Regions from separate parts of the Homo sapiens genome. Here region 1 is linked to region 2. A link is a contact called in ENCODE Hi-C or POLR2A ChIA-PET data. All regions are on one chromosome and are shown on one strand. The core of a region is the stretch at or near the end of the contact, and the rest is flanking DNA. Distances in the headings are between cores, read along the strand shown.

Region 1 (3,813 bases), core at 772-3,271, 160 kb before region 2:
AAATGTAGAGTGATAGGAGTTGAGGAAGTGGAGACGGTATCTCATTTCTGCCCCACCTTCCTGTGCTCTTTAGTCTGTCCCAACCCACTGTAGCCACATCATGACCTTTTTTTTTTTTTTTTTTTTTTGAGACAGAGTCTCGCTCTGTCACCCAGGCTGGAGTTCAGTGGCGTGATCTCGGCTCACTGCAACCTCTGCCTCCTGGGTTCACACCATTCTCCTGCCTCAGGCTCCCGAGTAGCTGGGACTACAGGCACCCGCCACCACGCCCGGCTAATTTTTTGTATTTTTAGTAGAGACGGGGTTTCACCATGTTAGCCAGGATGGTCTCGATCTCCTGACCTCGTGATCTGCCTGCCTCGGCCTCCCAAAGTGCTGGGATTACAGGCGTGAGCCACCGCGCCCGGCCTCATCATGAGCTTTTGAAAGCACAGCTAATCATGTGCTTCCCCTTTATAAAGTCCTCCATGACTTCTACTGCCCTCTGCAGAAAGACCTTGGACTTGGTTCACTGTTAACCACCAAGCCCCTCGTCCCCTCCCCACCATCCCCTATGACAACCCCCGGAGCTCACTGTCTGTCTCAGGACAGCCCAGTTCTCCTGGGTAACGTGGATGGTGAGAATGTTGAGGCTGTCCCTGGAATCTGCCGTCTCCCTGGACTGGGCCTGGGTGGGGGCAAGAAGTTTGCAGTCAGGAGGCGCAGCTCTTGAGGCTGCCTTAATCAGGCTGAGGCAGCCACCCCCAAACCTCCAGTTCTTTTATTTATTTATTTATTTATGAGACGAAGTCACACTCTGTCCCCCAGGCTGGAGTGCAGTGGCGTGATCTCCGCTCACTGCAACCTCTGCCTCCCAGGTTCAAGCAATTCTCCTGCCTCAGCCTCCTGAGTAGCTGGGACTACAGGCACACGCCACCATGCCCGGCTAATTTTTGTATTTTTAGTAGACACGGGGTTTCACCATATTGATCAGGCTGGTCTCAAAGTCCTGACCCCAGATGATCCACCTGCCTCAGCCTCCCAAAGTGCTGGGATTACAGGCGTGAGCCGCCGCGCCCGGCCTCCAAACCTCCAGTTCTGACTGACCCACAGGATAGGGGCACCAGCGTACTCTTCTCAGGAACTAAGGCCAGGCAGGGCAGGCCCCCTGGGTGGCCCACGAGGAAGCCAGCACTGCCCCCAACAGAACCAACCCCAACGCTGGTGGTTTTCTGGCCTCCCCATCCCTGTCCCCATAAGAGAGCAGAGTTTTTATTAACCATCAGTATCACCCCTTCTTTGTCAGGGTGGGCAGCAGGCAGAGAGGGGTTGCATTTAACCATTTCCTGCCTGGTGCTGTGTAGAAGCAGAGGTTGGGCAAATGTCTTCCCCATAATCCAGAGTCTGGGCTAGGAATCTGCCGGCCAGACAGGGAGCTTGTGAGTGCAGGCAACTGGAATGGGAAGGGTGCTGGGCAGGCAGGGAGAAGACGAGGAACATCAGCCAGCTCAGCTTTGCAACCTCCCCTCCCACTCAGGCTCCTGGTCACCAGCCCCAGAACCAAGAGGACACCAGGGCCCCTCCATCGATGTTCCCTTGTCCAGGATGAAATCCTTTGCCATCCTGTAGGTAAGTCAGCCCCAACTCCAGGGAATGCTCCCCAGGACCCCCTTTCTAGCAAAATCCCCCTCATCTAAACTCAAACCATTCCAACCCCAGCCCTGCCTCATCCAGCCCGTTCACCCCTAGACTCCAGCATAACCCACAGCAAGATTCCATCCCAATGCCCAGTCCCACCCCAACCCAATCCTAATCCCCAGCCACCTTTCCTGACACAGTCCTAGCAACAGAAATGATACCTACAGCGTATTGCGTGCCCACCCTGTGCCCGGCAGTCCTCTGAGTCATTCTGTTTTCATCCTCAAAACCGCGCCATTTATAAGAGAGGAAGCTACAGTTCAGAGAATGTAGGTCTTTTGGTTGCCAGTATGACAAAGTTCACACTTTTAGTGTTGGTGGCTGATTCGAAACTCTAGCCCTTCCTGATGCAAGTCATCACACCTCAGTGCAATTCACCCCCTACATATTCAGTCTAACTGTGGCCACCCTAGTAACTAGCATGGGGCCTGACATATATTAGGTACTCAATAAATGCCATTTGAATGAATGAATGAATGAATGAATGAATGAACCTGATTCACTCATTAAACTCTATCCATCCTACCCAGTCAAACTCAGGTCACAGATTTACTGACAACCTCTTGGCTATATATATATAAATAAATAGAATCCTTGTCTTGTCTGAGGCTGGGCGCCGTGGCTCACGCCTGTAATCTTAGCACACTGGGAGGCCAAGGCGGGTAGATCATTTGAGGTCCAGAGTTCGAGACCAGCCTGGCCAATATGATGAAACCCCATCTCTACCAAAAATACAAAAATCAGCCAGGCGTGGTGGTGCATGCCTACAATCCCAGCTATTTGGGAGGCTGAGGCAGAAGAATCGCTTGAACCCAGGAGGTGGAGGTTACAGTGAGCTGACATTGCACCACTGGACTCCAGCCTGGGCAACAGAGCAAGACTGTTTAAAAAAAAAAAATCCTGCCAGGCACGGTGGCTCATGCCTGTAATCCCAACACTTTGGGAGGCTGAGGTGGGCCGATCATGGGTCAGGAGATCGAGACCATCCTAGCTAACACGGTGAAATCCCGTCTCTACTAAAAATACAAAAAGAAATTAGCCAGGTGTGGTGACGGGCACACGTAGTCCCAGCTACTCAGGAGGCTGAGGCAGGAGAATGGCGTGAACCTGGGAGGCGGAGCTTGCAGTGAGCCGAGATTGCGCCACTGCACTCCAGCCTGGGCGACAGAGCAAGACTCTGTCTCAAAAAAAAAAAAAAAAAAAAAAAAAATCCTTGTCTGAGAGGCACTGAGTTGAACAGACTCAATCTCAGTCCAGCAGGGTTGACTGAGTGATTCCATGACTGAAAAATAAGACAGTATCCTGAGGCTGACAGTGGGGAGGACGAGGAAGGAGCTACCATTTCTGCCCCTGAGGCTGGGGGCAGTAAGATTCCCCAGGATGGGTCTGTGAGGCTGGGGGGTTCCTTGGTCCACACAGCCAGTCCCACGGTATCTTGCACATTCCTTGGCACTTACATACCCACCAGGCAGTGCTTCTCCACCCACCTGCCCGACCAAACCCACTGAGGAAAAGCAGCAGGCATCCGCTGTTGCTGGACGCCCATCACCACGCTCACAAGGCTGGGCACAGAGCAGACGTCAATGGGCACGTGTTGAAAGGGTCAGCAAATGAGCCCCGGGGATGGGCACTCGGCCCTGAACGTGTCCAGTCCTGACCTTGAAGGCCCCCGCTCTAGCTTTCTAGAGGCTTCTCTGAGTGGCCAACAGTTCCTCATGGGGGCCTGACCAAGGTGGCTCTGTGCCCTCTGACCTTGGCTTCGGGTCTCTGCCTCCCAGAGTCCCCTCCTCCTCCTCACCTGGGCTTAACTTTTTCAGAGCATGTCCCCATCCCCAAGGGGAGGCACCGGGGAGTGACCGTTGTCCGGAGCCACCACGGTGTTTTGGTGAGTGCAGGAGCGAGAGGAGGGAGGGCCTTAGGGAGGCTGGTGCTAGCCCTCGTGGTTGACCCTGGTGTTGAGACCAGTTCTGACTGCCATGCTGTTCCCGAGGCTGAGTCTAGCGTCTCCCTGGTGCCAACCCCAGGGCTGACTGTAGCTCTGACCACCCTGATACCAGGGCTGACCTAGGTATTCCCTGTGACCCAGCACACTCCTGCAGGTGTCGGCCTCGGCCTTGATGCCAACACTGACTCCTA
Region 2 (3,745 bases), core at 1,246-3,745:
GGTCGGCACCTGTAATCTCAGCTACTTGGGAGGCTGAGGCAGGAGAATCGCTTGAGCCTGGAAGGCGGAGGTTGCAGTGAGCTGAGATCATGCCACTGTACTCCAGTCTGGGAGACAGAGCGAGATTCTGTCTTTAAAATAAATAAATAAATAAATAAATAATAAACCTTTGATGTTTGAAGCCACTGAGATTTGGGGGTTGTCACCACAGCAGAGCAGCCTCAGTAGCCTGCACCTGGGACGTCTCCCATGCACCCAGCACAGACCCAGGCAGCCACATTTTCTGAGCGCCCAGTAGTAGCTGGGTGTTCTCTCAGAGACTGCCCCCCGTTGAATTTCCATCACGAGGCAATGGAAAAATACCAACAGTTGGTTACATAAACAGACCCTAGGAAAAGAAAAAGACACAGACAATGACAGCACCTCTATGCCCAGAGGGAGGAGAAATTCATTCTTTACACAAGTCACATTGAGCTAAACCTCCAAGGGTTTCCATCCATGGTTACTAACGACAGTTAACATTTCTTTTTGAGTACCTGCTGTGTACTGGGATCTGATCTAAACTCTACTTGTTTGAATTCATTGAATCTTTTTTTTTTTTTAAATGGAGTCTCACTCTGTTACCCAGGCTGGAGTGCAGTGGTGCGATCTCAGCTTACTACAACCTCAGCCTCCCGGGTTCCAGCAATTCTCATGCCTCAGCCTCGCGAGTAGCTGGGATTACAGGTGTACACCACCTCACCTGGCTAATTTTTTGTACTTTTAGTAGAGACGGGGTTTTGCCATGTTGCCTAGGCTGGTCTTGAACTTCTGGCCTCAAGTGATCCACCCACCTCGGCCTCGGAAAGTGCTGGGATTATAGGCATGAGGCACCATGCCAGGCCTCATTTAATCTAGAAGGTGGGTAGTGTTATCCCCATTTCACACATGGAGAGATAGATAAACAAAAAAGTTAAGTAACTTACCTGAGATCACAGTGCTAGGATTCAAACCCCAGAGCGAACCCACTCTCTTTAGCAACTAGGCAGTGGGGTCAGGCTAGGTAAATGTGTTTACATTAAAGTGATCGTCATGTCCAGAGTGTGACAAATTGGTGTAACTTGGTCATAGTGTGAATGGAAGGATGTTTATAGGAGTTGTGGCTGGACGTGTTGGGCAGACTGTGAAGGGTCTTGCATGCCCGCCTGAGGGGATTGGACTGTCTCCTGTAGACAGTGGGGTTTGGAGGACTGGGGCCTTGGGAGTGTAGCTGACAGTGTGGACGCTGGATTGGAGGAAGGGTGTTCTGGGAGACAGGAGGCTGTAAAACAGCCTGGAGAGATGGTGGGCCAGACCCAGTTCAGGGCAGGGTAGGGGACTCCAGCCCACCAGCCGCTGCTTTTCCTCCCGCCACACACTGCCTGCCTCTGGGCCTTGACCCCGTCCACATCATGTGTATGTGGCTTTCATGTTCTCTACTTTTCTCTTCTTCTTCTTTTTTTCTTTTTCTTTTTCTTTTTTTTTTTTTGAGACTTTTTGAGAGTCTTCCTCTGTTGCCCAGGCTAGAGTGCAGTGGTGCGATCTTGGCTCACTGCAACCTCCGCCTCCTGGGTTTAAGCAGTTCTCCTGCCTCAGCCTCCTGAGTAGCTGGGATTACAGGTGCCTGCCACCACACCCAGCTAATTTTTGTATTTTTAATAGAGACGGGGTTTCACCATGTTGGCCAGGCTGGTCTCAAACTCCTGACCTCAGGTGATCCGCCCGCCTCAGCCTCCCAAAGTGCTGGGATTACAGGCATGAGCCACCACGCCTGGCCTATTTTTCTCTTCTTCTGAAGTGGACTGAAAGCTCTTTGAGAGCAGGTGCCTAGGTGTCCTCAGCCCTGTCCTCCTGCACCTTAGCTCATGCCAAGGCCCATGTTTGGAATGTCCTCCTTGTGGGGCAGAATCCTTCTCCTTGTCCAAGGCCCAGCCCAAATGGCATCTGCCCTCTGCAAAGGGCCTCCCTGGTGACACATACGCCATCTGATTACAACTGCAGGGGAGGCCAAGACCCGGCTCAACATTTGTTGTTGGCATGGTCTGTTGGCCCCAGAGCCCCTGGCCTGTGCCTGTTACAGGGTGCCCTGCCCTGCCTAGTGTCAAGAGAGAGCCTGTGCACATCTTCCTTTCCTGTCCATCGTGGGCTTCTTGAGCGCAGAGACCACCCTGTTGACCCTACTGCTCTGCTAGGGGATTTGTATAGCACATGGTGGGCCCTCAGGAGAGAGGGTCTCACCTGGCCTCTCCCCTCAGCCACAGGTAGATGGACAGGCCAAGTCTTTGAAAGTGGGAGAGTCCTGATACAGAGATGCTCACTTGCGTGACTCATCAAACATTAAGCAAACCTTGTTTTTTTCATTAAAAAACAATTAGTCATAACTTCGAGCTAATGGCCGGATACAGCTCAGCAGTCAGCAGATGTGGTCCTCAGGCTGAAATAATGAAGATGAGAGCAGTCATCTCTCATGCCTGCCTAGAGCTTTACCAGGCTCAGAGCCCATTCACACCCACTATCCTGACTAATCCCAGAAAAGCCTCGTAAAGCAGGTAGGGCAGGTGTTCTTGGCTGTAATTTTGTGGAGGAAGAAGTAGACCCAGAGGTTCAGCTACCAGCCGGAGTCCATACAGCCGGCATCTAGCACACGCGGGCCTCTTCCATCCAAGGTCCAGGTTCTACCCACCTGCTGACCCTCCATTGGCCCTCGTCCCTCTTGTTCCCAGTCCCTGCCCTGGAACACAGCTCTGCAGAGCGGGGCTCCAGCGTTCTGTGCTGACTGGGTGTCTGACCCCTCCCCAGCTCAGACTTCAAGCTCTAGCCACTTCTGGAGGGTGCTGACCGGCTCGCAGACCGCTGCCCTCCACGGAAGCTGGTCTTTTAGACTCTTGGGCACCCGGTGACAGGAACACAGAGACGAAATGCAGGAAGGAGGGTATTTTTCTTTTTTTTTTTAATTTTAATTTTAATTTTTTGAGATGGAGTTTTGCTCTTGTTGCCCAGGCTGGAGTGCAATGGCGTGATCTCAGCTCATGCAACCTCCACCTCCTGGGTTCAAGTGATTCTCCTGCCTCAGCCTCCCGAGTAGCTGGGATTACAGGCATGCACCACCACGCCTGGCTAATTTTGTATTTTTAGTAGAGACGGGGTTTCTCCATGTTGGCCAGGCTGGTCTCGAACTCCCGACCTCAGGCGATCCACCCGCCTCGGCCTCCCAAAGTGCTGGGATTACGGGCGTGAGCCACTGAGGCCGGCTGGGGCTCGAATCTTGAGAGGAACCCAGGTGAGTGAAGAAAAGAAATTTGTCTCCGATGGCCAGTGTCAAGAGCTCAGCTTAATGTCAAGAACTCAGCTTAAGTCAATGTGCCCCCTAGTGGTAACACTAAGAGAAAACTGTCACCATTAGCGACGGTGGCGGTGTTTAGCATCTGCCATTCCAGATTTGGCCCAGCCGCTGGCTGGCGCGTCCGCAGACGCTTTCCTGAGCTGCCTCTCGCTCCCATCAAACCTGAACTTAGAAAACCACCCTCCCTCCCAGAAGTCATTAAAACTTTTCTACTCACAAGGAGTTTTAATGGGTACATCATTACATAAATGCAAGAACATCCTGTTTCAAATGATGACCCAGAAAACCACACTGATGGCAGTGATGGCCAGCCCTGAGGTCTTGTCCCCGCCACCATGTCGAGAGTTTTAGTGGAATCACTCCGTGAAGGTGCTGTTCAGATAA

What was found. Hi-C counts contacts between places; a loop is a spot of excess contacts on that map. ChIA-PET counts read pairs that join two places held with the same protein, here RNA polymerase II (POLR2A). Pooled maps may share reads with other maps.
Region 1: a loop to region 2 is called in a pooled map, with 2.5 times the contacts of the local background. The contact joins two enhancer-like sites. A Hi-C loop is called at or near these places in 1 of 50 pooled maps. POLR2A ChIA-PET finds 5 or more read pairs at or near these places in 2 of 52 experiments (B cell and naive thymus-derived CD4-positive, alpha-beta T cell).

Annotation. Positions count from the first base shown.
Region 1 is chr17:3,761,664-3,765,476 of GRCh38, reverse strand. It overlaps ITGAE (integrin subunit alpha E), which reads left to right. Exons shown (of 31, transcript NM_002208.5): 3 at 1,517-1,608; 4 at 3,495-3,562. Among named protein-coding and RNA genes, the nearest start is that of ITGAE, 38 kb to the left of the region's middle. RefSeq lists an enhancer at 1,699-1,798. Within about 2 kb of position 2,021, at least 4 of the 41 ENCODE cell types and tissues checked have a DNase peak (open chromatin) inside an H3K27ac peak, as active enhancers do.
Region 2 is chr17:3,602,366-3,606,110 of GRCh38, reverse strand. All of the region lies in intron 2 of TRPV1 (transient receptor potential cation channel subfamily V member 1), which reads left to right. Among named protein-coding and RNA genes, the nearest start is that of TRPV1, 5.2 kb to the left of the region's middle. Within about 2 kb of position 2,495, at least 3 of the 41 ENCODE cell types and tissues checked have a DNase peak (open chromatin) inside an H3K27ac peak, as active enhancers do.